Regions from separate parts of the Mus musculus genome. Here region 2 is linked to region 1. Evidence: chromatin loops called from intact Hi-C (ENCODE). Cell type or tissue: left cerebral cortex. All regions are shown on one strand. Each heading gives the region's core, and the rest is flanking DNA. Links, peaks and the distances in the headings are about the cores only. Region 1 overlaps Cped1 (cadherin-like and PC-esterase domain containing 1). Region 2 holds the start of Wnt16 (wingless-type MMTV integration site family, member 16).

Region 1 (15,929 bases), core at 6,529-9,028:
CAGCACCAATTGTTGAAAATGCTGTCTTTCTTCCACTGGTTGGTTTTGGCTCCCTTGTCGAAGATCAAGTGACCATAGGTGTGTGGGTTCATTTCTGGGTCTTCAATTCTATTCCATTGGTCCACTTGTCTGTCTCTATACCAGTACCATGCAGTTTTTATCACAATTGCTCTGTAGTAAAGCTTTAGGTCAGGCATGGTGATTCCACCAGAGGTTCTTTTATCCTTGAGAAGAGTTTTTGCTATCCTCGGTTTTTTGTTATTCCAGATGAATTTGCAAATTGCTCCTTCTAATTCGTTGAAGAATTGAGTTGGAATTTTAATGGGGATTGCATTGAATCTGTAGATTGCTTTTGGCAAGATAGCCATTTTTACAATGTTGGTCCTGCCAATCCATGAGCATGGGAGATCTTTCCATCTTCTGAGATCTTCTTTAATTTCTTTCTTCAGGGACTTGAAGTTTTTATCATACAGATCTTTCACTTCCTTCGTTAGAGTCACGCCGAGATATTTTATATTATTTGTGGCTATTGAGAAGGGTGTTGTTTCCCTAATTTCTTTCTCAGCCTGTTTATTCTTTGTGTAGAGAAAGGCCATTGACTTGTTTGAGTTAATTTTATATCCAGCTACTTCACCGAAGCTGTTTATCAGGTTTAGGAGTTCTCTGGTGGAATTTTTAGGGTCACTTATATATACTATCATATCATCTGCAAAAAGTGATATTTTGACTTCCTCTTTTCCAATTTGTATCCCCTTGATCTCCTTTTGTTGTCGAATTGCTCTGGCTAATACTTCAAGTACTATGTTGAAAAGGTAGGGAGAAAGTGGGCAGCCTTGTCTAGTCCCTGATTTTAGTGGGATTGCTTCCAGCTTCTCTCCATTTACTTTGATGTTGGCTACTGGTTTGCTGTAGATTGCTTTTATCATGTTTAGGTATTGGCCTTGAATTCCTGATCTTTCCAGAACTTTTATCATGAATGGGTGTTGGATCTTGTCAAATGCTTTTTCTGCATCTAACGAGATGATCATGTGGTTTTTGTCTTTGAGTTTGTTTATATAATGGATTACATTGATGGATTTTCGTATATTAAACCATCCCTGCATCCCTGGAATAAAACCTACTTGGTCAGGATGGATGATTGCTTTAATGTGTTCTTGGATTCGGTTAGCGAGAATTTTATTAAGGATTTTTGCATCGATGTTCATAAGAGAAATTGGTCTGAAGTTCTCTATCTTTGTTGGATCTTTCTGTGGTTTAGGTATCAGAGTAATAGTGGCTTCATAAAATGAGTTGGGTAGAATACCTTCTACTTCTATCTTGTGAAAAAGTTTGTGCTGAACTGGAGTTAGATCTTCTTTGAAGGTCTGATAGAACTCTGCACTAAACCCGTCTGGTCCTGGGCTTTTTTTGGCTGGGAGACTATTAATAACTGCTTCTATTTCTTTAGGGGATATGGGACTGTTTAGAAGGTCAACTTGATCCTGATTCAACTTTGGTACCTGGTATCTGTCCAGAAATTTGTCCATTTCGTCCAGGTTTTCCAGTTTTGTTGAGTATAGCCTTTTGTAGAAGGATCTGATGGTGTTTTGGATTTCTTCAGGATCTGTTGTTATGTCTCCCTTTTCATTTCTGATTTTGTTAATTAGGATTTTGTCCCTGTGCCCTTTAGTGAGTCTAGCTAAGGGTTTATCTATCTTGTTGATTTTCTCAAAGAACCAACTCCTCGTTTGGTTAATTCTTTGAATAGTTCTTCTTGTTTCCACTTGGTTGATTTCACCTCTGAGTTTGATTATTTCCTGCCGTCTACTCCTCTTGGGTGAATTTGCTTCCTTTTTTTCTAGAGCTTTTAGATGTGTTGTCAAGCTGCTAGTATGTGCTCTCTCCCGTTTTTTCTTGAAGGCACTCATAGCTATGAGTTTCCCTCTTAGAAATGCTTTCATTGTGTCCCAAAGGTTTGGGTACGTTGTGGCTTCATTTTCATTAAACTCTAAAAAGTCTTTAATTTCTTTCTTTATTCCTTCCTTGACCAAGGTATCATTGAGAAGAGTGTTGTTCAGTTTCCATGTGAATGTTGGCTTTCTGTTATTTATTTTGTTATTGAAGATCAGCCTTAGTGCATGGTGATCTGATAGGATACATGGGACAATTTCAATATTTTTGAATCTGTTGAGGCCTGATTTGTGACCTATTATGTGGTCAATTTTGGAGAAGGTACCATGAGGTGCTGAGAAGAAGGTATATCCTTTTGTTTTAGGGAAAAATGTTCTGTAGATATCTGTCAGATCCATTTGTTTCATCACTTCTGTTAGTTTCAGTGTGTCCCTGTTTAGTTTCTGTTTCCATGATCTGTCCATTGGTGAGAGTGGTGTGTTGAAGTCTCCCACTATTATTGTGTGAGGCGCAATGTGTGCTTTGAGCTTTACTAAAGTTTCTTTAGTGAATGTGGCTGCTCTTGTATTTGGAGCATAGATATTCAGAATTGAGAGTTCCTCTTGGAGGATTTTACCTTTGATGAGAATGAAGTGTCCCTCCTTGTCTTTTTTGATGACTTTGGGTTGGAAGTCAATCTTATCAGATATTAGGATGGCTACTCCTGCTTGTTTCTTCATACCATTTGCTTGGAAAATTGTTTTCCAGCCTTTCATTCTGAGGTAGTGTCTATCTTTTTCTCTGAGATGAGTTTCCTGTAAGCAGCAAAATGTTGGGTCTTGTTTGTGTAGCCAGTTTGTTAGTCTATGTCTTTTTATTGGCGAGTTGAGACCATTGATGTTAAGAGATATTAAGGAAAAGCAATTGTTGCTTCCTGTTATTTTAGTTGTTAAAGGTGGCATTCTGTTCTTGTAGCTGTCTTCTTTTAGGTTTGTTGAGGGATTACCTTCTTGTTTTTTCTAGGGCGTTGTTCCCGTTCTTGTATTGGTTTTTTTCTGTTATTATCCTTTGAAGGGCTGGATTCGTGGAGAGATAATGCGTGAATTTGGTTTTGTCGTGGAATACTTTGGTTTCTCCCTCTATGATAATTGAGAGTTTGGCTGGGTATAGTAGCCTGGGCTGCAGTTTGTGTTCTCTTAGTGTCTGTATAACATCTGTCCAGGCTCTTCTTGCTTTCATAGTCTCTGGTGAAAAATCTGGTGTAATTCTGATAGGCTTGCCTTTATATGTTACTTGACCTTTTTCCCTTACTGCTTTTAGTATTCTATCTTTATTTAATGCATTTGATGTTCTGATTATTATGTGTCGGGAGGAATTTCTTTTCTGGTCCAGTCTATTTGGAGTTCTGTAGGCTTCTTGTATGTTCATATGCATCTCATTCTTTAGATTTGGGAAGTTTTCTTCAATAATTTTGTTGAAGATGTTTGCTGGACCTTTGAGTTGAAAATCTTCATTCTCATCCACTCCTATTATCCGTACGTTTGGTCTTCTTATTGTGTCCTGGATTTCCTGGATATTTTGAGTTAGGATCTTTTTGCATTTTCCATTTTCTTTGATTGTTGTGCCGATGTTCTCTATGGAATCTTCTGCACCTGAGATTCTCTCTTCCATCTCTTGTATTCTGTTGCTGATGCTCAAATCTATGGTTCCAGATTTCTTTCCTAGGGTTTCTATCTCTAGTGTTGCCTCGCTTTGAGTTTTCTTTATTGTGTCTACTTCCCTTTTTAGGTCTAGTATGGTTTTGTTCATTTCCATCACCTGTTTGTATGTTTTTTCCTCTTTTTCTGTAAGGACTTCTACCTGTTTGATTGTGTTTTCCTGTTTTTCTTTAAGGACTTGTAACTCTTTAGCAGTGTTCTCCTGTATTTCTTTAAGTGATTTATTAAAGTCCTTCTTGATGTCCTCTACCATCATCATGAGATATGCTTTTAAATCTAGGTCTAGGTTCTCAGGTGTGTTGGGGTTCCCTGGACTGGGCGAAGTGGGTGTGCTGGGTTCTGGTGATGGTGAGTGGACTTGGTTCCTGTTAGTAAGATTCCTCCGTTTACCTTTCGCCATCTGGTAATCTCTGGAGTTAGTAGTTATAGTTGACTCTGTTTAGAGATTGTTCTTCTGATGATTCTGTTACCGTCTATCAGCAGACCTGGGAGACAGATTCTCTCCTCTGAGTTTCAGTGCTCAGAGCACTCTCTGCTGGCAAGCTCTCTTACAGGGAAGGTGCGCAGATATCTTGTATTTGGACCTCCTCCTGGCCGAAGAAGAAGGCCCAAAACAGGACCTTTCTCAGACACTGTGTTGCTTTGGCAGTTCCCAGGTAGTACAGACTCTCACCTAAGCAGACTAAATTCCTAAGTTCCTTGGAGTCCCGGGACCAAGATGGCGACCGCTGCTGCTGTGGCTTAGGTCGCCTCCCCAGCCGGGCGGGCACCTGTCCTCTGGTCCGGAAGGTGGCCGGCTGTCCCCGGCCCACACAGGGTGCTGCCTCAGCGCCTCTGTGCTTCTGCCTGTTCCAGAAGCTGTCAGGTTCTCTGGCGCACCCTCTCACCTGTTCAGACTAATTTCCTAAGTTCGGCGGGTCCCGGACCAAGATGGCGACCGCTGCTGCTGTGGCTTAGGCCGCCTCCCCAGCCGGGTGGGCACCTGTCCTCTGGTCCGGAAGGTGGCCGGCTGTCCCCGGCCCACGCAGGGTGCTGCCCCAGCGCCTCTGTGCTTCCGCCTGTTCCAGAAGCTGTCAGGTTCTCTGGCGCACCCTCTCACCTGTTCAGACTAATTTCCTAAGTTCGGCGGGTCCCGGACCAAGATGGCGACCGCTGCTGCTGTGGCTTAGGTCGCCTCCCCAGCCGGGCGGGCACCTGTCCTCCGGTCCGGAAGGTGGCCGGCTGTCCCCGGCCCACGCAGGGTGCTGCCTCAGCCCCTCCGCGCTTCTGCCTGTTCCAGAGGCTGTCAGGTTCTCTGGCGCACCCTCTCACCTGTTCAGACTAATTTCCTAAGTTCGGCGGGTCCCGGACCAAGATCCTGATCGCCATTCTTACTGGTATACGCTTGTATACACACATGTGCACACACGTGCACGCGCGCGCGCGCGCGCACGCACACACACACACACACACACACACACAGAGAGAGAGAGAGAGAGAGAGAGAGAGAGAGAGAGAGAGAATCTATTGGATCTATTGGTCACCGTTATAATTTAAATTTTGGTACTTTTTCGAGGCTTTTAAAGGTTGCTTTTAAATGCATTATAAAAGCAGTTGATGATCATATTTCCCAATGGAGTCACTTTTTCCCCCCTTCTTTTTCAGTGACTATAAATGGATCTCTCCTTTCCAGCAATCAAACCCTGAAAACGGCGTGGTAATAGAGGAAGTCAGGCAGTGGGGGAAATAGAGAAGTCCTTTTGTGCTACAAGCGAAGTATGCCAGGCTGAGAACTACGGATCCCACAAAAAGAGGAAACTGGCTATCTTGCCTCTACTCTGAGTCAAGAAACTGAGAGTTTCCCTTGTTCCTTTGCTTCTCCTGTTTCAGCAGAGGCCGATTGCATTACAGTATCACGAGTGATAAGTTCCTACAGGTGAGTGGGTACCTAAGCCATTGAGCTAGACTGTTATTTAATACATGTAAACCAATTAAGATAATCAGTATATTGGTAACACTGTCTTAGGTTCACAAGGTTTACTCTCAGTCCTCTATACTATGGGGCTGAGTTGTACAAAATATGTCAGTCTTTTGTTGGTTAGCTTGGTCTTCTGGTTACAACTCACATAAGTAACCTATGTATACAGGCTGAAAGAGCTACAAGGAATCTTTGAACCTCGCATCACATTAGTACCTTAACAATTAATTTGAAATACTATTTGAACATAGATTTATACAAAGACATATCAAGTAAAATATAAATTATTTTCTGTAGTCTACATTAGTGGCAGAAATGAAAGAAAACGCATTAGACACGGACAGTCATGTGTAGTTATTACCGAAGCTTTGATATTGACCAATAAATTGATGAACATCCCAAAAATTCCAGGGTGAGCAAAGCATTGTCCTTCTAAGGATTGAAACCTGCAAGAGCTGCTATGAGGATGCTACTAGCATATATTCTATTATTGAACTCCTGTGATATTGCTACTACCAATTAAGATTAGGCTGTTTTAAAAAGTCTTATTATATTAATTATGCTTATTTTTCCTCAAAAGAGTAATTAAAAAGTAACAAACTGGTTGCTTGTACATGCCCCAAAGCTAAGAATGAAAGACCTTGGAAATATAGCAACATCTTCCCCAGAGACCTGTGACACCCTGGCAGCTACTGTGATGTCATACCCTTTACTTCTGGTAAAGTCCATATTATTAGCAAACTCTTAAAGCAAAGCATCGACATCTTCCCCAAAGGACGGAAACAGCTTACAAAAGCGTTGTAAAGAAATATCTGTGTGTGGTTTGAAGGGGGAAAATCGGGCAGTTTATGGCTAATCTATTAATATCATAATGTCAGTCACCAAGTGGAAAGAAATGTCACTTTTGTTTTACCAGTTGGAATTGTCCCAAACTCCCAAGTTCCTTTACAAAAGTCCTAATTGAGTGAATTTCCTCGAATGACAGGCACTGATTTAATTCCTTTTCATAGTTTCCGTCCTAGAAAGGGTAAAAAAAAAAAAAAAAAAAAAAAAAAAAGCATTAAGTGACTTGGAACCAGTCAACCATCTTTCCTCACTCCTTCTTAATAAATAGATCAAACTCTGTAACACTCTGTAACAGCTAAACTTATTAAAGTTATAGAATTCACAGAAATGATATGTTGTCACAACACTATCCAAAGATTTAAAAAAAAAACATACTTGATAAGACCAACTGTCTGAGCTAAGCCAACAGTACCTTGGTAGTAAGGGGGTGGGGGCTGTGAGTGCAGGAGACAGGATGTGTGGGACCACAGTTTAGGAATGCAAGTTTCCCCCTTGGGCCTTCTGAGTGCTCTAGAGGTGAAAATATCTCAGAGCATCTGTGCAGGTAGCCCCAGTGTGGATCACTGCCGGTGAAGGGTTTCATAGACTTGCACCTACCAGCCCAGGTTTCCACACAAGTATTTGCCTCCTAGTGTGACCCTGAGATGGAGTGATGCTGTGGGAAGAGGTGTGTATGACAGACACTATCAGTACCTTTGTGAGAATTTTTACATTCTCGTCTTCCAAATTCTCCAAGTATGGGGTTCAAAAAAAAAAAAAAAAAAAAAAACAATGGAGGAATATACTATGATAACCTGTACAGAGATTTTAGTGTATAACCATTGTGCTAGCCTACCATTAAAAAAAAAAAAAATCAGCACTCCTCTGAAACACTCCACCCTGGCTGTCAGCATCTAGCTTGCAGTGCTAACAGTCATGAATATTTAAGCAAATTAATGTTTTAGATCAGTTCCCCTGGAGTCATCCTGGAGTACCCTGGCATCCTAGATTGCCTTTAAAGAGTTCTAAGAGCCTCTGTGAAGTATCCTAAAGTGTATAAACATCTACCATTGTTTCAAAGTATCCATGAATATTCCTCAACAACTGTGAGCTTTTTTACATCACTTTCTTTCATAACCTTTCACAGGCCCACTGAGTCAATATAAAACAATGTTGCCCCTTAGACCAGAAAAAAAAAAATCCAGAAGCTCACAATAATAGGTAATAATTACAAATTAATTTCAAGTAAAGAATTAAATCGCACAATAAAAATAACCGGTGACTGCAAAACCGCTTGTCAGTGTGCAAGTGTGAGCTTACCACGAATGCACCTGCTGAGTCACGCCTCTGCAACATCTCAGAAACCATGGACAGTGAAGACGCATTGGAGAAGAGGAAGTCGAAAGTATCCCTTAAAATAATATTTTCCGCATTTTGGTCCTCCGCGCTGAAATTCTCATCATCGTGAAAATGTAAATGTTCATGTACCTTTGAAGGAAGAGAAGCCAGTACAGTGAAAGGAGCCCTTAAGGCCTGGCTTATTCCAGGTTGGATTGTAGACCAGAGCTGCCATCTAGTGGTCTTCTGGAAGCTAACAGTTTTGTAAACGTGAGGACCGCTTCTGATGAAGGAAGATGCCAATCTTTTTTTTTTTTTTTTTCCATTTTTTATTAGGTATTTAGCTCATTTACATTTCCAATGCTATACCAAAAGTTGTTTCAACAGTGCGTTCATTTATCTTGAAACGCTTTATAGCTTACTATATTTCTCCACGGAAGATAAGACATGACATCCTTCCCCAAACACACGTTTTTAAAAGGTTGATGTCTACGATTACATTTGAAAAGTGAATGGCCACTTAAAGATTCTGTAAGATTGAAAATTTTATAGAAGAATCTTAAAACTGCAAATATTATAGTTTGGGAAAAAAGTAAATATTAGTAGAGTTGAACTCTGGTTACCCATTAGATTATTTTCTTTCCCTTACCTTCCCACTTTATAGCTCAATAGACAGCTTTTAAAAAATAAGTTAATGGATTCAATTTTTAAAATCTTTACCACTGAAGGCTGCTTAGAAGAAAAATATGCTGAGATCTGAAAAAAAATATGCTGCAATCTAAAAGAGTTATAACTCAAAGAAAACTAAAAAGAAAAACCCTCACATTTATAGGTACATATACCAGAAAAACATTTTTAAAATACACAGGACTTTCTATGCCTTTAAATTAAAATTTAAAACTAATTTGTTTATTTGTATTGCTAGGATAAAACCTACAACTTAGTACATTCCAGGCAAGAATTCTGCCAGTGAGCAGTCTGTCTAGTCCCCACAGATTTCTTACTTAAAATGGAGACCAAGGACAGAGTTATCTTTTCACAACACCACGAAAGTCCCTGAGTCACCTGTTTGCTATTACCGATATGTCTTGCTTTTCTCCGTGAACACGTATTTGACTTAATACCATCTTTGTTCATGAATTTGGGGAATTTGGGGAACTACAGGAAACTCGGTGTTTGTCCTGGTGTGTCTGCCATGGTTATTAGAGTTCACAGATTCCCCACTTGTTAGGAGCCATGGGTGCATCAGCCTGTACTGACTGCAATGCTAGTTATTATTAACCAACTGGTAGCTGTGAATGAAAACACACTCTCACCCCCCAATACACACCCTTCATCCTGCTCACTCACCTGGAGCACCACAGGATATCCTGAATCTCCATAACCAACATCAAAGGTTAAAAGCTGAAAACACTGTATACATCTAGAAGGGAAAGAACAAAGTAACGGGACATCAGAGTCTCTTAGCTACTCTTACTCTGCTATTGTAGCATTGTTAATAATTGATACTATTAAATTTCAATAAGTTAAAAGGTCAGTAGCATGCATAATAGGGAATTACATGAAACTGATTGTGGGGTTGAATCTCCTTTGTTCAGTAAAGAAAATGCAAATAGGCCTCCATTTTGCATGATATACTACATTAGCTAATGATGTTATTCCATGAGAACCCTGATATGGTTATTTTTAACACAGACATGTGCAGAAAGTGTGGGAATGAGCACCTCTCTCTTTTTGGACAACTAGAGTTAACATTTCCTTAGAATAAAGCAAATAAGCTAGAGTCAAAGAAGCTGAGGTCCGAGAACAGAGGTGACCCCATTTTCCCATCAAAAGCTTTTGTTTCTTTCTCAGCATCTGAAATCATTAGGACATTTGAGAACAAAATGCATTACATCTAGGCAAAGTTATATGCAGTCAATACTTAGTATATTTGCTGAAAATACTTTAAAGTTGTCTACAATTCCAAATTAATTTTAGGATCCAAGCACAAGCTTGTAGACCCAGCACTTAGGAAGTGGAGACAGGAGAATCATAAGTCCGAGGCTAGTGTATGTCGCAAAGTAAGATTGCTGAAAAAGAAATGATTATGACTATGATGACTATGATGGTGATAGTATGAAAAACCCTGAATTTTATTTCTTCTCACTATTTGGATACAAAAATGGCATGTACCAAACTCTGAAGTCTTAGAATCTGTAAATGAGGCCATGTATGTTTAAAAGATCATATTATAATGTGGTGACATACACTTTTCCAAGTACTATTTACTTTCCATAATTAAGCTTTACACTAATAAATTTTAGAGTCTTCCTCCCTTCTTCCCTCCTTCCCTCAATCCCTGCCTGTCTCTGTCTCTGTCTCTGTCTCTGTCTCTGTCTCTGTCTGTCTCTGTCTCTGTCTCTGACTCTGACTCTGTCTCTGTCTCTGTCTCTGTCTCTGACTCTGTCTCTGTCTCTGTCTCTGACTCTGACTCTGTCTCTGTCTCTGTCTCTGACTCTGTCTCTGTCTCTGTCTCTGTCTCTGTCTGTCTCTGTCTCTGACTCTGTCTCTGTCTCTGTCTCTGTCTCTGACTCTGACTCTGTCTCTGTCTCTGTCTCTGTCTCTGACTCTGTCTCTGTCTCTGTCTCTGTCTCTGTCTGTCTCTGTCTCTGACTCTGTCTCTGTCTCTGTCTCTGACTCTGACTCTGTCTCTGTCTCTGTCTCTGACTCTGTCTCTGTCTCTGTCTCTGACTCTGTCTCTGTCTCTGTCTCTGTCTCTGACTCTGTCTCTGACTCTGTCTTTGTCTGTCTCTTGCTCACCTATTGAAGGTCTTTGGTCCCAGAGTAGATGCGTCACTAAACACCTCAGCTACCAACAGGAGCTTGCTAATGGCTTCCTTCATGCTGTCCAGTGCTTGCAGAGGCGAACTGGTCCTCAGGAATGTCTCAAAAAACATCTGCAGCTGGGGGAAAAAAAAAACAGACATGGCAAAATAAATTTCTATCTGCCTATTGTTTCCAAGGTCAGTGATAGGAAGTGATCCTTAGGGTCCTTTAGGGTCTCCATGTCAAAACAAACGAATGAACAAAACAAAACAAAACAAAAAACAAGAAAAAACCCTTTAAATAGAAAAATGTGAGAATCTAAGATTTAAACATTTTTCATTTAAGTCACAAAGAAAAAGAGAAAGGTTCAAATACCTTACAACTCAGCTTGGCATTCTCTTTCCATTTTTCTTAGAGTATGGGATCATTGGAAGGAGAGTGCACCTAAAGTAGTATCAGGGTCGCAATCTGAGCTCTGTGGCTTGACATGTGGCTCTATCAGTCAGGAGAGTGGACTTCTGACTCTCTCCTCAAATTTGTGTTTCCTCCCTTTACAATGAGGCTAATACCCACTCACAAGAAAGCTGTGTGCCCAACACGGGGAAAAAATATTGGAAAACCAGTATAAACGATAAAATTATTTGGTTTTTAATGACCAATTTTCTGACTATATCAGAATAAAAATATCTTTCAAAGTTGTTTCCCTTTATCTCATTTTTTTTCCCTGGGGGCAACCTGGAACAGCCAGAGAACAACCTGGGAGAATCACAGGACTGGGATAATGTTTTAATCTAAGATTTCCTGTGATGGACAAGATAAGGTAGGATTAAGGAGGAGGAGAAACTCAAGTGTCTATGTCTTCTTGTCGACAATACAGTTAGCCTCACAAACAGCAATCCTTATTTCCTTAAATATTATGAGTCGTCAGACAAAACTACCTTTTGAAGATGCTTAGCATTACATTTCATGTCAATATTTTTCAAAAATATAAACCAAGTCTTACTGAGTCACAGACTTTCTCTAGATAAACATGGGCTTTCAAAGATAAAGAACAAAAAATATTTTTTGAGAAAACATGCAGCAGGTATTTGATGAATGCTTTTGGAAGAAGAGGCTAAACCTGTCAGAGCTGCAGAGGCTCACACACGGAAAACATCCGTCGTGATGATCATGAAGGACAAAGGTTGGCAGAAATAATCAATGGAAAATAGTAGCCATATCTTTAAAACGTGCCAGGGAAATTCCCCAACATAAACAACAAAATCATAAACTTTTACAAGCCAAAACCAGAAATCTAATGAGACCAGACGTTAAGACCCTAAGAACATATCAATGGCATCTGGCAACTGAGGTATTTTTCTGTTTTACTTAGGAAAATGAATGTAGTAATTGTATAATTAAAAGAAAACAAATTAATGCTAACAGTAAAATCGTTAACATCCGTGAGTCAAATTAGAATAACATTGCATGCTTCTAAATATAAGCAATATAAATTTCACTACATTCACCATAGTATATAGAAGGGGTTGCTAATGATATTTGTGCATTCCTTTCCACATAAATGTCACCTGAGTGTCACTCAGTTTAAGGTTAATGATATATCAATGTTGAAAAGTTCTGCATAGCAAATGTGGTGTGCAAGACTAAGTGTCAAATTACGGCCTCCATATGGGAGACCAGCAAATTAGTATCTTGGGATTGTATTTACTCCCGTGGTGTGAAGGTGATTGTCTCTCCATCAATAACCAGAATAGCCAGCAGTGGACAGAGAGTCTACTCAGTTAATCCATTAGCACTTTGGTAAGATTTCCATCTTGTAGGAAGCCTGCATTCTGTGACCTGGGGACACATTTCCAGCACTGTGGTTGCACCTCAACTCTGGCTCTGTGCCACATGGACACTCCATGGGATTAATAGCAGTTCCTGTTCTTCATACTTATTTAACTTACTCAGCACAATGTCAACAAACATCACATGTCATAAATAAAAGGAGCGCCATCTGGTATCTAGTGTGTGTGTGTGTGTGTGTGTGTGTGTGAGAGAGAGAGAGAGAGAGAGAGAGAGAGAGAGAGAGAGAGAGAGAGAGAGATCTGCAGCAAGTCTCCCAGAGAGAGAATAATACATTTATTATTCCCCATGAATCACTTAGACTAAATGAGCAACTCATTCCTGTTTCTGTTTTCACTGTGAACGACTAAGCTAATGATATTTCCTTTGTCATATTACCTGGGATCTGTGCATCTTCATGCACTCAGATGCACAATAACACATCCTTGATGACCTCGCAGAATGCATCCAATCAGAGGCAATTTGATATCAGTACCTGAAACACATCTCACTCGGGAGATGTCATCTTTCCCCTACAAATCCAAGAAGGAGCAACCTAACATTACCTTGCTGCTCATTTGAAACATGGAGACACACCCTAAATACTAAGCAAGCACTTCTGTCCTTTTAGAATGATGGATAATGCTCTCCCCCCTTTTTTGAGTGCTAGGAGTTGCAACAGTGCATCTTCAGTAAGTTCCTCATGACACTGCTACATCCTACCCCCAGTCAACATCTCTAAGTTAAATAAATAAGACAGTGTAACTTCTCAAGGAAATTGGGGCCTTGAACAAAAACTCAACAACTCATGTGGCAAAAAGTAGGCAGAAGATATTGAAGACCACTTGACTTGCATAGTTCATTTACGGTTGTGGATAGCCCTGTATTTTGATGCTAATTCTGCTTCCCCACAAGGGGCTGCCTGGGATGAGGAGTGAATCAGGTGGCTTCTTGTGAACCTTCTGCCCATTTTAACTTGTAAAATAAAGGCTAGAGCCAGTGATTGGGAAGTGGAAGGGAAGGTGGAGCTGAAAGGTTTTGGGGGAGAAGGAGGACAGGGGCAGGGAGGTGTTGGGGGAGAAAGGGCAACAGAGGAGGAAGTGGAAGGAAAATGGAGCAGAAACACTTGGCCTGGAGGAACCACAAGTTATAAGGAATCCCATAGCTGGGGAATATAGTAGTGTGTGGTAGATCTCCCCGATCTAGGCACATGGCCTGTATTCATATTAATTGAGTTGTGTTTTTTTTTTACACGGGCTTATTTGGGTTGGAGATTTTACCGCAACGTTTTACAGCCAATCTAGGGTACACAGTAGGATTTCTCTGAAAACTCCAATCAAAACAGGCAAGGACAACCGCAGAATGAGTAAAGCTACTCACGATGTTACTCTGTCTTACAGACTACTCATTTTCCTGTCTGTGCAACACCACCACCCAAATTTAGTGCTAAGTAAATGGATAGAAAATGACCTTGCGAGATCGCAGTTGTAAAGATGGGCAGCTTAAACAGCATTGCTCATTTGTAGGTATAAAAAAAAATCAGTAAGATGTGTTAGCATTTACAACGTTAATTCATTCAAGCAATGGAGACACGAATAAGTGAACCACAATTATGAATTGAAGGTGGAAGGGAGAAACTGAGAATGTGCCAAAGTATTTAGAGGTAAGCTTTTACTGTGCATTTGAGATCTTAAAATACTTTGAAAGTGTCCTGACTCTTCACCCGATTTGAGTACCTCATCACCATCCCAATATTTCTATTCCCTCATGAGAGAGAATGGACAAATTATTCTCAACGTATTGATTGGCTATTGATTAATGCATGCTAGTTATTCTGATTCAGACCTGTTGATCTTTTTGTCTCTTCTTCTCTCTAGACTGAGATATTTTAGGCTGGGTGTTACCTCTTTTACTTTTGACATCCCAGTATCTGAGGCAGAATCAGGGTTTAGTAAGGTTATTGAAGGAAGAATCCTAAATATGGCTTTATAGAAGCATTAGAGGAATTGTTTACAACAGCTTCCAGATAGTGTAGTTTTAAAACAATGTATTAGGCTAGGGATATAGCTCGTTGGCAGAACCTAAGACGCTGGGCTTAGTCCTGTACTGCAGATACATTATCTACATGGCATTTGTTTCTTGTGTGTGCCTTACTAGAATGAAACGATATGCATTTTCTTCACAGTGACTTTTAATAAAGATTTTGAAAAACAGAAGTTTATGGCTATTTGAAAGAGTTTTTAAGATAAGAAAATTTAATCCTAGAGCTAGAGAAAAGAGATGGAAGATTAACCAATATTAGTTTTTCTTTAAGAAAAGTCCTTGACTAACTAGGAACCTTCACCAGAATACTAATATATTTTGATCTGGGCTTGTGTGCCATAGTATTGTACGTAATAAATCAAGTTCCCCATGGCTTCTTTTGGTGTTATGGTGAATGAAAGAAAGAAAGACATTTTGTCCTCTCTGATTGAAGAGTACTAGAAATTTAAGTATTAGTATTTACATTAACTATGTAAAAAAGTAAACAATACTGCCAATTACTGGGGAAATACACATTAACACTACAGCAAGGTAAGCCCTCATACCAGTTAGGATGATTATTATCTGATAATTATCTTCAAAAACACCCATAGTTATAGATACATAAAGAAATTATGATATGATCCACAAACTCCATAGAGAATATAAAGAAGTGATTTCTCAAAAGCAAAAAAAAAAAAAAAAAAAAAAAAAAGAATAGATTTATCATTGGCCCAGCATTGTCTATCAGAAGACATGAGGTCAGATCACAGAGAAATAATTGCACACACATGCTCATAGTACCAATAGCTTCAGTAGCTCAAAAATGGAAGCAACCAAGTAGATTTGGATAAATGAAAGGATATAAATAAATACTCTATGGAGACACAGGTATTACCTAACATTAAATGGGAAATAATTCTGTAGCATGCTACAGTGTGGATGAACCTTGATAACATTATCTAAGGGAGAAACCATCTCAGAAACCACAGATCCTCTCGGTATGGGGTGTCTAGAGAAGTCAACTGTGCAGGGACACCAAAGTCCTAGCAGGGGCTGAGGGGGAGAGAGAATGGGAAGTTGTTAGTAATGGGTAGTATAGGATTTCAGTAGTGCCCAGAGGTCTGGAGATGTGCAATAGTATACATATTGTTCATGTTATCGAACTGGACACATAAAAGGGTTAATATAGCATACATTATGTTACTGTGCAAATTAACATAGTTGAAGAGAAATTCAAGCCTCTTGGCCATTTTCTATCCTGTCTTGACAACAGGTAGTTTCTGTCACCAAGGTCCAAAAGAATGTTGCTTGAGTTTAATAGTCAGGACTTTTCAAAATGAAACAAGATAAAACGGAACCTCATTCATTCTCCCCTTGCTCTGTTGACTAGCTCCTGCAAACAGTAAAATACCGGCTGTTTCCACATTAGGTCCTCGTGGACTCGGCCCTTTCTGTGCGCAGGTTTACCCTGGGCTTTGCTGTTATTTGACCAGGGTGTGAAATAGTACACAGAAAGCTTGCATGGTGGAAAGAACAATCCAGAAGAGAAAACAAATGACGTA
Region 2 (15,929 bases), core at 1-2,500, 170 kb before region 1:
TTTTCTTTCTCCTCCTGGTTCTTAGCCCTTACCCCACCCCCACCCCCAGGCCAGGGATCCTTCAGCATCACTTGCCAGACAAAACTCAGAGCTGGGACGCACAGCTCTGTGGAGGCGCGTGCAGAAACTGACTGGAGAAGGGTCAAAGTGCAGTACGAACGGAAATGAACTTTAAAAAAACGACAGCGCATCTTTCAGTGCCTCAGGCCTAAAACTCCTACTTTGCTAATATCTCAGGAAGCATCCTAGCACCACTAGCCCCGCTAAGTCACCACGTCTGTAGGAAGAACTTTTTCTTTTTCCACCGCACTTTCCCCGTACCGCAGAGAGAGCTCCCGCCCGGTCAAGGAGAGATGGAAGAAACAGAAAAGTGGGGGACACAGAAGTCGCGCTCAGGTGACAGTCCCTTAAAAAAAAAATCACCATCGTGCACTAAACCTGGTGTTCCCAGGAGTCAGTAAAACGTGCGGCTGTGCTTCAATTGCCACTTGTCCGCAGCTCTGGGCGCCACAGAGCTGCTTAAATCAAAGCAGATGCGGCTGCATCATTCTCGGCTGTAGACCTCATGTTTGTCCAGCTGGTCACCCACGGAGCGGGGCGCCATGGGGTCCTTGGGGTCGACGGGATAGGAACTCAGTTTTTCTGAAACTTTGGCAGGGGCCAGGGGAAGCAAGGAGAATTTCAGCCCTTCTAAGAGTCCTTCTGTAGATCTCGGACGTCCCTCCCCAGGGCCGCACCTGCACACTGGGGGCTGGCCCTTGTTGCCCCAGTTTTCCCCCACCCCCACCTCGCACCAAATGTTCCATATTGAAGACCTTGCCAGCACCGAATTGTGCAGGCGCTATACACTCTATCGAAGGAACGCGCAGAAAAGCTGTCGCCTTGTATGTCCTACCATCCCCGAGGGTCCTGGTGACTCACCGCTACTCAGCTCATAGCCAAAGAGGGGGGCTGTGGCGAGCTGGGTGGAAGTGGTAGTGGCGACCATACAGTTCCACCTCTCGTGTCGGAACTGGCTTCTGCACTCCTGAATGCCCAGCCTGGCGCCCTCGCGGATGCTAGGCAGCAGGTACGGTTTCCTCTTGCACAGCTCCTTCTGGCGGCTGTTCAGCGGCAAGTCGGCGCAGCCCAGCTTCTCCGGTACCCCGAAAGAGGCGATGCCCAACCACCTGTAAGACGCGGCACCCCTGAGGTAAGCCTCTCCCCTTTCCCTCCCCCACCCCAAAAGCATTAGGTCAGCGTTCCTAGGGTCTCCACCCCTTCTCTCCCAGCCTCAAGTTGAAAGCCCACTAGTTGGGTCATTCCTTTGACCAGCCACCCTATATGCCTCCACAGAGCCCATACTCACATCCAGTTGCCCTGGGTTCCGCAGGGGAGCAGCGACAGCACGGCTGCCCACAGCGCACACAAGCTGGGCAGGGCCAGGAGCGCCGCTCTGTCCATGGCCCACGCATGGAGACCCCCAGCCCCAGCCACTCCTCCTCTGTCTCCTCTCTCCAGAGGCCCGCAGGGCCTGGGGTCAGTTTCTTAGCACCCAGTTGTTCCTTGCTCTCTTTCCCCTGGAAGGTAACATTAAACAGGGCAGCAAGGACAGAGACTATCAGCAGTCCCCTAGGCAAGATAAGGCGGAGAAAGTAGCCTAAGGTCCTCTGGCGCAGAGGTGAGGATGAGCTGGAGATGCGGGAGCTTCCCTCACTTTCCAAGGTGAGAAACTTCTGCTGATGTCTCTGTGTCTCCATCGCCCCAGGCTTCTCCTCGCATCTCCTCCCCCCCTGACCGCGCCTGGAGTCTGATTGGCTCAGCAGCAACCCTGTACCTCACCATCTGGAAACTTCAGTGTCTCATTGGCTAACAGTGGGCTCTGCGGGGGGCGCTCCTGGGCTGAGCCTCCGTGACTGTCTAACTAGACCTGGGAGTGTCACGACCTTTCCTCCTCTCACAATGTCCTTAGAGGAGGTCACTGCGAGACTGAGTCAAGCGGAGAGCAAAGAAACGATGAGCACTTCTTAGCATCCTTGAGAGAAAATCTAGCCACATCTAGATTTACCCTTTGAGTAAAAAGGGTAAAGGTGTGGGGGGGCCCGAAGGGAGGGGGGCGGAGCACTCTGCTCTTCTTTCTTGTATTTCTCACTGGTGAATTATCTTTATAAGGTCAGAATTGATACCACAAAAAGCTGATCTTTCCACCCTTGGAAGCGGAGAGGATAGGCGAGAAGGGTTCTTTTCGTGTCATTGTATACACATTTATTTCCAGCTTTCCATCAAATTTCCCCGTATTTTACTTAGGTTCTGTGATGGCTTTTCTCATTTGTCTTATTTCTGTAGCTTTTGGGAGCACAGGCTTTTCTAAGGGGGAAAATGGCAGGCAGACAAATGGGTGAGAGCTGACTAGAGCATTCCAAATAGATGAACGCTGTCCCTACCCTCTTCTGACCCACACTGACCCCACCCCCCACCCAAGGATACCTTCCACAGGGCTACCGAGTGGAAACAACGACAACAGAAATCCTGCACCCACACCAACTGCATGCCCAGACCTATGGAAGTTTGTGGAAATAAGACCCCTTTCCACCAGTGTAAAACCCAGCCAGGCAGACAAATCTAAGGCCAGATGAATTCTGATCATCAGTAACAGAGATTATAGGTAAATGGAATTGGCAGCTTAGGCTTTCACCAAATGTACTTTAGAAGCAGGAAGGGTTCTGAGAAGCAGTCAGAGTTTTGTCTTCAAGAACCCTTTGAAGGTGCCAGGAATATGCTTTGTTGTGGTATCAGAGAGCCCCGCCTCCTCTACTTACAGGCACAGGGTTTTCACCTGCTCCCAAGAGGACATCTGGAATGTTAGTAAACTCTCCAGGTGCTATCATCTCGGTGGGTGACCACACTTAGCCTCAGCGCTGAAAGGCTTGGACAGCTTTTGCTTGCTTTTAATACTCAGCCTCACTTAAGGTCAATCAAAGCTCACTCACACACCCATCCTGTCCCATTCACTCCTTTATCCAGCAAGCACTGCGCGCACACTACGTACCAGGTCCTAAAACCACACTGTAATTTTTAGAAAGTCAAGTTGATGATAGGGTATGGTTACTGATCCAGAAATATTTTGGCTAATAGCTAGTGGCCTCTCTGAAAGTCGGAGCCTTTATCCAAGCCCACTTTATCCTCTAAGCCTCTCCAAGAAGGGACCAGAGTACACCCATAGCTGTTCCACGGCCATTGGTCCCGGAGAAGCAGATAGTCTTTTGAAGCGCAGCTCACAGAGTGGATTAACATGATGAGGAACATCCCGAACAGATGCCTAAGTGGCCTAAAGGCTGAAAATAGAGACATTTCTTCCTTGTAAGGGAAACTGGAGAGGGTGCAATCTTGGGTTTGGGTAGAGGGTGTGGAGAACATCAATTGCTTAAGCTGATTTTTAAAGGCCAACTGTGTTTGATTTTTTTTTTTAATTCAGAAATATATATTGAGACTGCTTTGGGTTAAAATGTGAGACTGGCACTGAACCACACAGCTGTAGAGATCATAATTTACTTGACAAAACAGACAAGTAAACTCACAATTACATTCTGATACAGTCAGTGTGGGAAGTAAAGTGTGCCGTGAACACACAGCGAGGATAATCCAGAGTTGTGGGCCAAATGGACGAGCCTGCTGAATCCTGCCTTCATGTTTCCTCTAGGGATCCAGTGCTGCACAGGCATTCTGCTAAAGCCTTGGGAGAGACATCAGAACATGCCATTTAGGGAATCAGCCCACCAGCACAACATTTTCAGGTCCAAGACAGTCCTATAGTGTCTCTTTCATGTGGTCTAGGGCTTTTATAACAAAGTAGACGTGTCCATTAGTTCACCCAGCTGGAGGGGTACACTTGACATTCAGTGAGCAGACAGGTGAGTGCCAGGCTCTGTGAACTTTCACAAGTGAGAGCCTGTTATATGCCCGCAGATTTCCTTTTACTCTGTCTCTTTCTTCTTTTCATTTTTTTTTTAAAAAAAGATTTATTTATTGTTATATGTAAGTACACTGTAGCTGTCTTCACACACACCAGAAGAGGGCATCAGATCTCATGACAGATGGTTGTGAGCCACCATGTGGCTGCTGGGATTTGAATTCAGAACCTTCAGAAGAGCAGTCAGTGCTCTTAACCACTGAGCCATCTCTTCGGCCCCTTTTCTCTTCTCTTCTCTTCTCTTCTCTTCTCTTCTCTTCTCTTCTCTTCTCTTCTCTTCTCTTCTCTTCTTTTCTTTCTTCCTTCCTTTCTCTCTCTCTCTCTCTCTCTCTCTCTCTCTCTCTCTCTCTTTCTTTCTTTCTTTCTTTCTTTCTTTCTTTCTTTCTTTCTTTCTTTCCTGTCCGCTACTTATGCCTGCACAGGTAGACCTTTGGCTGCTGGAGGATGATAATCAACAGGGTTCAGTTCTCTCTTTCCACCATGAGGGGATTAAACTCAAGTCATTAGGTTTGACAGCAAGCACCTTTTACCACTGAGTCAGTTCAGAGGCCTCATCTCTCTCTCTCTCTCTCTCTCTCTCTCTCTCATTTCCTTCCTTCCTTCCTTCCTTCCTTCCTTCCTTCCTTCCTTCCTTCTTATCTTCCTTCCTTCCTTCTTATCTTCCTTCCTTCCTTCTTATCTTCCTTCCTTCCTTCTTATCTTCCTTCCTTCCTTCTTATCTTCCTTCCTTCCTTCCTTCCTTCCTTCCTTCCTTCCTTCCTTCCTTCCTTCCTCTTTCAATGATTACAGAATGCTACTCTCCATAGTTAATGTGTACAGATTTTGTATATAAGGCAATACATTTGGGGAGATAGGAAATTTGCTAGAGATATCTCTTCTAGTAGCACAAAGCCAGTGGCCAAGTTTACTTTAGGCAGCCCAGCCCGTTGACTACACATGTTGGTGTATATCCTCATTCAAAGCTACCATTTGCTTTTCTTCCGAAAAAAATCTCAGATTGTTAAATATTAGGGCCTAAATTTTTTAATTGTATTTTTAACACAAAGCACGCAGCAGCTACTGTTTTGTTTGTTTCCAGGAATGAACAAAACCTATAAAACTGGAAGGTCTCCCAAAGATCTCTGTGAGAAGCCAATGTCTCTGAGCCAGGTGGCAGTTTGCTGGGACAGGCTTCCATTTTCCTGTCCTTGCTGAATTGGACTTGAGTGGGGCAGTGGACACAACAGTGGAAGGAGCACTATCCTGGGACGCTGTCCCGGGATGGCCCCTTGGCAGAGGCAGTGATCTACATAACACACCTGAACTCTAAGTCTGAGTCATCTCAGAATGCTTAGAAGCTATGTGTCGGTCATATGTGAATCTCTTACTGAGGCTCTCCTACCAACAGTAGGACAGCTGCAGGCTCGACAGGCGCATGTCTCCTTGAGACATGGTGGGGCACGAGCATCTTATATCTTCACAGCGTGCTTCCTTCTGAATTTCAATGAAATACATTTTTAGAATAGGAAATATTTTTTTAAATGGTCAGATTGTAACTCACCACATTCTAATCAGATCAAATGAAAATTTATTGTCAGAATTAAATATGTTATAAGTACTTCATCATCCTGGAGGATGAAATCAAGAACTCATTTAGGAGCTATTTTAGTCTATTAAATCAAGGGGGCTCATCTCTACTCTTGCTAATAGACATTAATGCTTTCTATTAAGATTAGAGGAATAACAGAAAAGATACGTTAAATCTAGCCATACATATACAGATTTCAACTACTTTGTTTCTTTAGCCAAATGTTATTTAATATTTTTAATTCTGTAATTTGGAGCGGGGGTGGGGGTGGGGACAAAAATCTCACCTGACCAATGGGCCTTATGCTCGGTATACTATGCCTCTCACGGATGCGGGTGCCACCTCTGTGAGTGGTCATTGGCTGAAGAGGGCCTTCCTAGGGTTCAAACTGAGGCTTTCATAAATGCTAGGCAAGTGCTTTGTCATGGAACCATACCTGTGTCCCAAAATATTTTAAGATCCACACTATTGCTTGTTCCAGAAGTGAGAAATAATATATTTATTTGGTTGGTTTTTTTGTTTTGTTTTGTTTTGTTTTGTTTTGTTTTGTTTTGTTTTTAAGGAAGGATTTCTCTCTGTAACCACAGCTGTCCTGGACCTCACTTTGTAGACCAGGCTGGCCTCAAACACAGAGATGTGCCTGCCTCTGCCTCCTGAGTGCTGGAGGGCAAAGCATGAATGAGCCACCACACCCCGAAAGGCGTGAGAACTAAGATTAATCCCACCTCGTGCCCTGAGCTTACTATCCCAAATTTGATCAATCTATTAATATGTCTTCGGATTTTCACAGGCGACTGAACTATCTGTAATTTCTTGGCTCCATAAGAAGAGCATGGCTTTGAACTTATTCCCTCCGCAAGAAGGGGGTGTTCTGAGCTGTGCCTCTGAGAAAGAAGTTTGGGAGAAAACACAAGGCTTTTAAGGGCTTTCGCCCAGGAGCTTCTTCCCTCTGCTCCCCCCCCCCCCCAGCATTTTCCCTCCCATCTGTGTGGTCATCTCTGTCCAGATTACTAAGAGAACCAGAAGAATATTCAGTTGCCAATAAATCCCACCTCTAACCTGAGACAGTTGTAGGTTACTAGATGTAGAAGCCAGCAGAGCCTGTTCCCTCTGGGAGTTTTCTCCCAGTCCCTGGGAACTCAGTAAAAAAGTCTGCTTGCATAGATATGCCTTGGACTCTGCCTCTGGCAGCCCATCAGAGGGCGAGACTTCTAAGGGCCCTGTTGTAAGAATTTCTGCTGCAGATCACAGAGACTTAGGCACCGGAAACTGATACCAACAGCAACCCAGCTGGCCTTCCCTCCCACGACAGAACAGAAGACCAGACGTGGCTTTTCACATAACTGGGTTTCCATCCATTCTATTTTAAAGTTCACCTGGATTCTGCAAGTGTGGAACAGAGCATGGGCTTGTGGCCACTGGCTCCCGGGAGGGGGTGGAGAATTGTGTTCCGGGCATCCCGCTGTCCTTTGGTGGCCAGAAAAGCTTGTAGGAATGGCAGCCTTAGGGTAGGGGGAAACACCAGTGGTCACCTTGGAAGAAAGAGCAGGGTCTGGAAAGAGATGGGAGTGTTCTCTTTAAGTTTCCACAGCTACAAAAGGTAGGTATTTATTGACTTGTCCTGTAGTTCAAGGTTGAAAAAGTCTCACATGCTGTTCATAGAAAGCGGGCATCTCCTTCCATCTTGCCTAAAATACCATATGGGTCTTTGTGTGTGTGAGTGCGAATGTATGTGTTTAAATGTGGTCTATGGCATGTGCTCATATGGGCAGGTACATGAATGAGGAAGCCAGAGGAGGACATCAGGTTTCCTGCTTTCTCACTGAACTTGGAGCTGGGCTGGAAGCCAGCCAGCTCCATATATCACCCTGTCTCTACCTCTCACAGTGCTGGGGTTACAAACTCATACAGCCATGCCTGGCTTTTACATGGGTACTGGGATCCGAACTCAGTGCCTCATGGTTTGTGAACAGTCGGCACTTTTACCCACAGAGCCATCTCTCCAGCCCTAGAGTTAATAGAGTTCACCTTAAAATCGGCCTCAAGGGTGACTCTTTTCTCTGAGTATGTGTAGCTAGCATGCAGTGGTTTTAGAATGGGGGAGGAAACAGCAAACTGTGCAAACAAGAAGGGTCGTTTTTACCTAGAGTCCAGGTAAGTAGAAGACACAAAACTGAACTATATACAGAGACCATGTATCTAAGTATTCCTTTAAATTTTTTTTTCTGAACTTTATACCAGTGAACACAGTATTCCTTACAAAGGAAAAAAAAAACCTAACAAATTGCTTCGCCTAGAAGCATTTTATTAAAGTAGTACAAGCAGAAATTTTGAGGTAGTTCATTTAGTCTTGACCACATTCATCTTAGTCCAACTGGGAGTCTGTGTAATTACACTTAATGCTGTGATGGCATAAATGTCATTTAGTCAACAAATTGCCGGTCAAGAGCCAGCTAACACTGATGCTGCACACATGTGTGAAGGGCTCCTCCTCACGGTGTTTCACCTCCCATACTAAACCCTCATGTGGTTCTGGCAAGCAAATGAATACAGAGTTTCTTGAACCTGGCCAATAGACTAATGACATTTGGTGTTTACTCAGGCCCCAGTCTTTACAGGAGGCGAATCACCTAGAAACCTGACCTTGATGCTTTTATCTTCTTGACTGGAACCATTCTTATTTTTAAATCTTTCTTAATGTCAGTTTGAAGCCCTCTGATTCATTCAGGGTTTTATCAGTAGCCCTTATTTCTGATTAAAATCACCCCGTCTCTATTCTCTGTATTCATCCTGAATTAATTTTTTTCTTTGGCATAAAAATATGCTTCCATATTTATATTCAATTTCTTGGGACACTCTGCCACTAAAATTAGAATTTTTCCTTCTCATTCAATCACTTTCCCACTCAACCAGTTTCTAGATCATAGCACTTTAGGGGACATCCATCTTTATATCCCTTTCTGAGGTCACAACACTTTAGGAGATGGCCATCTTTATACTCCTTTCTGCCCAATGTTGACATCTCTGGAGATCTCTAGCACAACATTTTTCTCCAAACTTGCTATCCTTTCACAGTGATCCAGTGTGCCCCGATAGATATCAGTCATCAGTTATATTATGTGTCTTTAAGTCATAGACTATGAGGAAGTGTTTGCATCTTCCATTGTCTACCACAGGGCCAAACACACAGTATCACTCAGTAATGGCTGAGTGGTATGGTTTTTAACAGACAAGGAGGCTTTTTATAAGAATGGTAGCTGCAGGAAGCAATAACTTCAGAGTCACCAGCATTGGCAACGATGTACAGGTCCTTCACTTTTCAATAGGAAATTAGCTGTGACCTGCCCAAGTTCCAAGGGGATTTCTACCTGGCTTTAACCAGAGATGTCACATCTTTTGTTTCTTCTAGTGTTAAAATCAGTAAGTAAACTGAGATTGTTAAGTCATTATGGTAAGTCTGCAGCCATGTCATGTGCTTACCTACCAGGAAAACATTTTGAGCTATGCTAATAATTCTTACCAGAGTTTTCCCTGGAGAAAGCTCTGATTCGAGTGGGCAAATGCACAGAGCCAGGAGATTTATGAGGGCTCGGAGACAAAAAAACACAAGTGCTCAGTAGGTGTGAGGTATGTTCCAACTGCAGCCTCCCACCTTCTGTTAATGATTATGGGAAGGGAGGCATCAATACAAAAACAGGCAACTCGAGGCCTCTCAAGTTCACAATCCGATGAAGTCTTCTGGTGCCAGACCAACTGTTTGGGGTTGTCACATGGTTTAGTGGAGCAGCCTCCAAAACGGGCTGCAAAACCACAATTTTGATATCCTGGGCCAGATGCCAGAACAGAATCGGAATCCAGCCGACTGAATCAGAGATTGCAGTTGCTATTTCAGCAAGAGCGCATTGTCCGAACCCCCCGGGGCTCGCTCGTGAAACCAGCAGCAGGCCAATACGGTGGACTCAGTTTTTTTTTAATGCTGTTGTGGGGAGTGAAGCAATATTTGCCTTATAGGCTAACTGAGTTAGGGCAGGCTTTAGTGGAAGGAGTTCCCTTTCAGGAACTGATTTGGCCCTCAGCGTGTCTTAATCTTACAGTAATTGTTGGCAGCACAGGGTGGGGTTCAGTGCTGGAATCTAACGTGTCATGCTCCACTCCCCTAGCCCTAGGGGTTCTGATGAAGAAAGCATGCATGCAGGGCACTGAACTGAGTAAATATCAGTGTTATGGAGAGAAAAAAAAAGCTGCTTAGTAGGGTGAGACCATGCAAAATTCATCCTCTGAAACTGGAGAGAGCATGGCCAATAGATAAAACAGAGCTGATCCAACATTCACACCAAACCTCAGGCTAAAGGACAAGCATAATATAATCTCTGACCAAGCACTTATTCAAGACCTGATACTGGAAAGAGGCATCGGGAAGTGGAGAGCTTGCTCCTTTTGAGGATACAGAGGGCTACGGAGAAGGAGGGTGGAATAGTTTCCTTTGGAGACTCACCAACCATGCTTCAGATGAGAAATCAGGTCAGATTTCTCACCATAGAAGGAAGAAAGGAGAGTCCAGACATTTCAAAGAGGCAGAGAGATGCTAATTGGTTCCGCAGTGTGTCGTAAAATTTATCGCAGGTCCTCAAAATAGCGAGGCAGGCCGGGAAAAGGTGGCTCATACCTTTAATCCTAGCACGTATGGGGCAAAGGCAGACTGATGTCTGTGAGTTCAAGGCCAGCTTGGTCTACAGAGTGAGTTTCAGGAAGCCAGGACTACACAAAGAATCTCTGTCTCGGAAAAAAAACAAAACAAAAACCAAACCAAATCAAACCAAACCAAACCAAACCAAACCAAACCAACTAACCAACCAAACAAAAGAAACTGTAGAGTGTCACCTAAGCTGAAGGTAACACAGCTGCAGTGCGCATGTTCTGGACTGTATTCAGAGAAAAGGGAAATTACACGATCAATCACCTGTAGAACATGTTATCTTGTTTTGTTTTCAGTCTTCTTTCTTAACATTAAAATGAACTCGTCATTCTTCATACCTTGCCATCTTAGGCAAGTGGCCCTGAAACATATGGAATAAGCTAACTTATAGGAGGTTGGAAAGCTGGATGAAATTAAAATTTAAAAATAATAATTAAAGAGAGCCTGTGAGGGCTTAGTGGGTAAAGGTGCTTGCTGTGCAAGCCTGGGGTCCTGAGTTTAATCCCACGGACAGGTAGGAGGAGAACTGACTCCAAAAAAGGGCCAACTGCACAAAGTTGTCCTCTCTACCTACACATATCCACAAACATGTGTGCACCCATGCAGACTCACATACATACAGCAATAGTTTTTTGAAAAATTGTCTTGTAATCTGTTACATTTGAGAAATACCATTGAAGTATGTAGACGAACATCAAAATACTAAAAGCAGTATTCTGACTCATTTACTAGTCACAACTACTTGTTAAGAGGTTATGTATTTTGCAGCTTTCATATAAAGCACATACTACATGTGTGTGATGGCTACATGCAAAGAGATCTGACACAGCTTTCAGGATGATTTAAGGCAGCCAGTAACATTGTGATAGAAGGTTACTTTTGGCAATTGCTTTCTTTAAGGTGTGTCCTCCTTGGAATTCAAAAATGAGCAAATAAAAGCATTTTTCCAGTCATAAATATATTTCACAGCTGGAGAAAGCAGAAGAGGGTAGGAAGGTTGGGCTCACACAGGACTGCTTTTCCTTCGGGTTTAGATGTTCTTAGTAACTTCATCAAGCCGAGGGGTTTTTGTGTGCCTACTTTTTAAATGTTTAAACAATACTATCTGACCAAAGACATATAATAGACTGGAGCCAGGGACACCTTGAATACAGAGATCTTCCTGTAACAATTCTGATAACAACAGGGCTTATAAAAAGTTAGATAGTGGCACAGATGGTCCAGCGAGTCATGTACAAAAGGAGAATCTCCCAGGTTCTCACTTGCTAATTCTTTCCCCAGAAGTAGTAACTTCTATTTCTTCAATTGATTCTTTTAGTATTCTTCTTTGTTACATTATTATTGTTGTTGTTGTTTATTAATTATTAGTGTATGTCAGAGCTTGATGTCAGATGTCTTTCTTGACCACTTTTTTATATCTACCATATGTGTGTGTTATACCTTATACCTTATGTAAGTAGGGTCTCTTGCTTGAATATTGAAATTTCTGATTCTACTTATTCATCTTGCTGTGGTGATCCTGTCTCTTCCCTGCCTGGGACTGTAGGCCTGTTATTGCACCAGCCCAGGATTTACATGGGTGCTTAAGGTCTGAAATCCAGTTGCAACACTCGTATAGCAAGTGCTTTGTGTCAGCACTGAGTCACCTCTCTCGGCCTACTTACTACTTTTGAAATTGTAAAAATCTTAGACATATTCTACAACTTTCAGACCAATTGCTGAACGCAATACTTTTAAAAGTCTTTTGAATCATTAGTGTGACTATTTCAAGATTATAGTTACATTAACACTGAGCCTTATATTATTGTTGTGAAGACAACATGGTATAGTCCTGCATGGCCTAGATCTTGCTATATAGTCCAAGTTGGCTTACAACTCACAGAGATTCACCTATCTCTGCTTTCCAAGTGTTAGGATCAAAAGCATGCAATGCCATACTTGCTAAGCCTTTATCTTATTATCTTTATAATTATTCATGTTAATCCACATGTTACTAATAGTTTTTTTTCTACCTTACATCTTCCATTTGACTAGTTTTCCTTTCAGATTTTATTACAAAATGAATATTTTTAATTATATATTTTATATATGAGTTATATATGAAGTATTGCTATGATCAGCCTCACAGTGTTAGATGAATGATGTTCACTAACCGAGGCATCACCTCAAACACCAATGATTCTTTTCTTTCTTTCTTTTTTTCTTTTGTGATGAGGACAGTTGAAGTTTGTTGAAGTTCTAATGAGGTTCTCTTTCCACCCACCCCCACCCTGTGTGTGCTTCCCAGTTTTGTATAAAAAACAAAAACAAAAACAAAAACAAAAAAAAAAAACAGATATGTGGACTTATTTCCCGGTCTTCAATTCTATTCCATTGATTAGTATGTCTTTGATAGTTACAACCCTACGCAAAGCTCAACTCCAAATGCATCAAACACAATGACACCAGATACACTGATTTTGACGGAAGAGAAAGTGGCGGCTAGCCTTGAACTCATTGGCACAGGAGATGATGTTCTGAAATGAATACTGATAGCACAGGCACTAAGAACAACAATTAATAAATGAGTCCTCACGAAACTGAAAAGCTTCTGTATGGTGAAGGACACTTACCATTTAGAAAAGAATCAGACTACAGACAGGGAAAAGATTTTTTTTTTTTTTTTTTACCAACTACACATCTGAAAGAGACCTAATAACCAAAATATAGTGAACCTGAACATCAAGAAAACACATAACCCAATTAAAAATGGGCTACAGAGATAAACAGAAAATTCTCAAAAGAGGAAACTCAAATGACTAAGAAGCACTTAAAGAAATGTTTGATGTTGTTAGCCATTAGGGAAATGCAAATCAAACGATTTTGAGATTATCTTAAATCAATCAGAATGGTCAAGATCGATAAAACAAATGATGGCTCATGCTTGTGAGGATGTGGAGTGAGAAGAACTCTCATACATCATTGGTGGCAAACTTGTACAGCCACTATGTGAATGAGTGTGACAATTCCTCACAAAGATGGGAGTCAGTCTACCTTAACACCCAGCTACACCACTCTTTCTCGAATACCCAAAGGACACTATCCTACTACAGAGATAATTGCTCTCCTATGTTCATTGTTGCTCTTATTGTAATATCCGGAAATTGGAAACAACCTAGATGTCCTTCAACAGATGAACAGATAAAGAAACTGTGCTACATTTACACAATAAAATATTACTTAGCCATTTAAGAACTCAAATCATGAAATTCACAGGTAATGAATGGAACTAGAAAAAAATTATTCTGAGAGAGGTAACTCAGGAAAGATTTACCAACTATAGTATGTACTCCCTTATATGTAAATGTTAGCAGTTATGCCATTAATAATCAAGGTACAACTCGCAGAAGTCAGGTAGAGAGTATAGACTAGTGGGGAGAAATGAATTTCCTTAGGAAGGGGAGATAGAATAGATAATTCTTGATGCATGAGGGTGGAGAACTGGAATAGGAGGAGGAGAGATGAGGGATGAGGGAGAGAATACAGGGAGGGACAACTGAAACTAAGGACAATTTGAGGGGTAGCATGGAAACCTAACAGAATAAAAGCTTCCTAAAATTAGGTGATCTAACTGAAATCACCGAAAAGCTTGGAGACAGAGGCCCACCTCGATATCTGTCACCAAATGAAGCTTCCAGTACTGTGAATGAGTTACATTTAATCAAGTTCTTGTCCAAATGGGTCCCATAGGAGCCCACAAACAACGCAGGCTATTGCCAAGGCTCTCCACAAACTAATGGTAAGGCCGTAAAACACCTATATAATTCATTGAACATGGAGAAGTCAAGCTGTTTAAGCAATTTTTGTTGTTGTTTTTATAGGGTTTTCCTGTGTGCTAACTTGTACGCCTCTGGATCTATAGGCTTCTTTCTTTCATTTATTTATTTATTTATTTATTTATTTATTTATTTATTTATTTATTATATGTAAGTACTCTGTAGCTGTCTTCAGACACACCAGAAGAGGGCGTCAGATCTCGTTACGGATGGTTGTGAGCCACCATGCGGTTGCTGGGATTTGAACTCCGGACCTTTGGAAGAGCAGTCGGGTGCTCTTACCCACTGAGCCATCTCACCAGCCCCCTCTTTCTTTCTTTCTTTGCATGTCTTTGACTCCTTTTCTTTTCTTTTTTTAAAAAAAGATTTATTTTATTTATTATATGTAAATACATTGTAGCTGTGTTTAGACAAGGGAATTAGTTCTTGTTACAAATGGTTTTGAGCCATCATGTGGTTGCTGGGATTTGAACTCAGGACCTCCGGAAGAGTAGTCAGTGCTCCTAACCACTGAGCCATCTTACCATGCCTCTGGATCTATATACCTTCTTCTATTTTTTTTTTTTTTAATGTCTTTGGCTCCTTTTCTTGTTTGGTTGTTTTGACCTATTCTGATTTGTTTGTTTTGTTTTATCTTACTTTATTTTATTTTAATATTGTTCCTTAGATGCCTGCTTTCTAATGAGAGACAAAGGTCATGGAACAGAATGGGAGGGAAGCTGGGGGAAACTCGGAGGAATAGGGAGGGAACACTGTAATAAGAATACATTGTATAAGAATTATCTATTTTCAAAAAACACACAAAGCAGGTAAAGTTTACTCTCAACTATTTTAAGATATACAATACACAGTTGTATGTTACAGTGGATGTGTTGCGCAGTAAATATCAGAAATCTTAATTTCACTAACGGAAACTTTAGAGTCCTTCTTTGTCTTCATCTCTCCCTGGTTTTCACGGGTCACTCTCTGTGAGTTCCTGAGTTCTTGGCTTTCTGTGTGTTTATCCAAATTCACACTCAATGCCCAGCAATTTTGTCAGTCTCCCCTCATGATTTGGAAGTGGTATCTTCTTTAAAAATATAATTGCATCTATTTTCACTGTTTGAAATTTTCATTAATACATGGGATGTTCTGATCAAATCTATCCTTCTATTCCCTCTGCTCCATTATCTCCTCTATCTCCACCACCACTTGCCCCTCCGAACTTCGTGTGTTCTTCTTTTTCTTTTTAAACCCACTGAGCCCATAGTGTTGCCTGTATGCACAATATGGTATAGCTGTAGTTTCTCTCTGAAGAAAACTGATTCTCTCTCCATCAGCAGCCATAAGCTGCCAATAGTTTTTCAGCTATAGGTGAGATTTTATAAGCCTCTCCCTCACTCTTGCTGGGATTTTGGCTGGCTTGATCTTGTCCTGGTCACGGGCACGCATTCATGAGTTCATGTGTGCAGTAGCCCTGTCATGTCCCACAAACACTGTGTTGATGCAGATGCTCAGTGCTTCTGGTTCTTACCATCTTCCATCCCCACTTCCACAACGATTCCTGAGCACAGGGAAAGGATGGCACAAATATCCCCTTATAGATGAATAGCCAGTCCATAGTTTCTTATTCTCTGCATGGTGAACAATTGTGGGTCTCACTATTCACTGTAAACAGCTTCTGTGATAAGTTGAGATATGCACAAATATACAGGTATAAAGATAAGACCGTATTACTAAGTTTATGCAGGAGAATAATGGTATTAGGCTCTGCTTTAGGGTCCAGGATCTACCAATCCACAGATTTTGGTGCCAGCTAATGGTAATACACATGGGTTCTGTCTTGTGGCTTTATATACATGTCAGAGTTGACACAGTATCTCTTAGTGTTTCCTTGGCCTGTGTGAATCAGGAATGGTTACT

Evidence for each region. Peaks named below come from ENCODE experiments on the same cell type or tissue, not always from the same donor. Only the 100,000 strongest peaks of a DNase experiment are listed, where the experiment ranks them.
Region 2: it touches region 1 in a loop (2.7-fold over the local background); 9 of 42 quality-filtered maps call a loop at or near these places.

What each region holds. Positions count from the first base shown.
Region 1 is chr6:22,114,185-22,130,113 of GRCm38, reverse strand. Cped1 (cadherin-like and PC-esterase domain containing 1) reads right to left here. Exons shown (of 22, transcript NM_001081351.1): 7 at 10,510-10,652; 8 at 9,058-9,130; 9 at 7,690-7,857; 10 at 6,458-6,562. Among named protein-coding and RNA genes, the nearest start is that of Cped1, 140 kb to the right of the region's middle. In left cerebral cortex, for the core only: a CTCF peak has its summit at 7,943 (motif pointing left); a DNase peak (open chromatin) is centred at 7,916.
Region 2 is chr6:22,274,021-22,289,949 of GRCm38, reverse strand. It overlaps Wnt16 (wingless-type MMTV integration site family, member 16), which reads right to left and starts at 1,723. Exons shown (of 4, transcript NM_053116.4): 1 at 1,349-1,723; 2 at 922-1,169. The coding sequence starts at 1,443. In left cerebral cortex, for the core only: a CTCF peak has its summit at 1,091; DNase peaks (open chromatin) are centred at 1,043 and 1,812; H3K4me3 peaks cover 1,218 bases.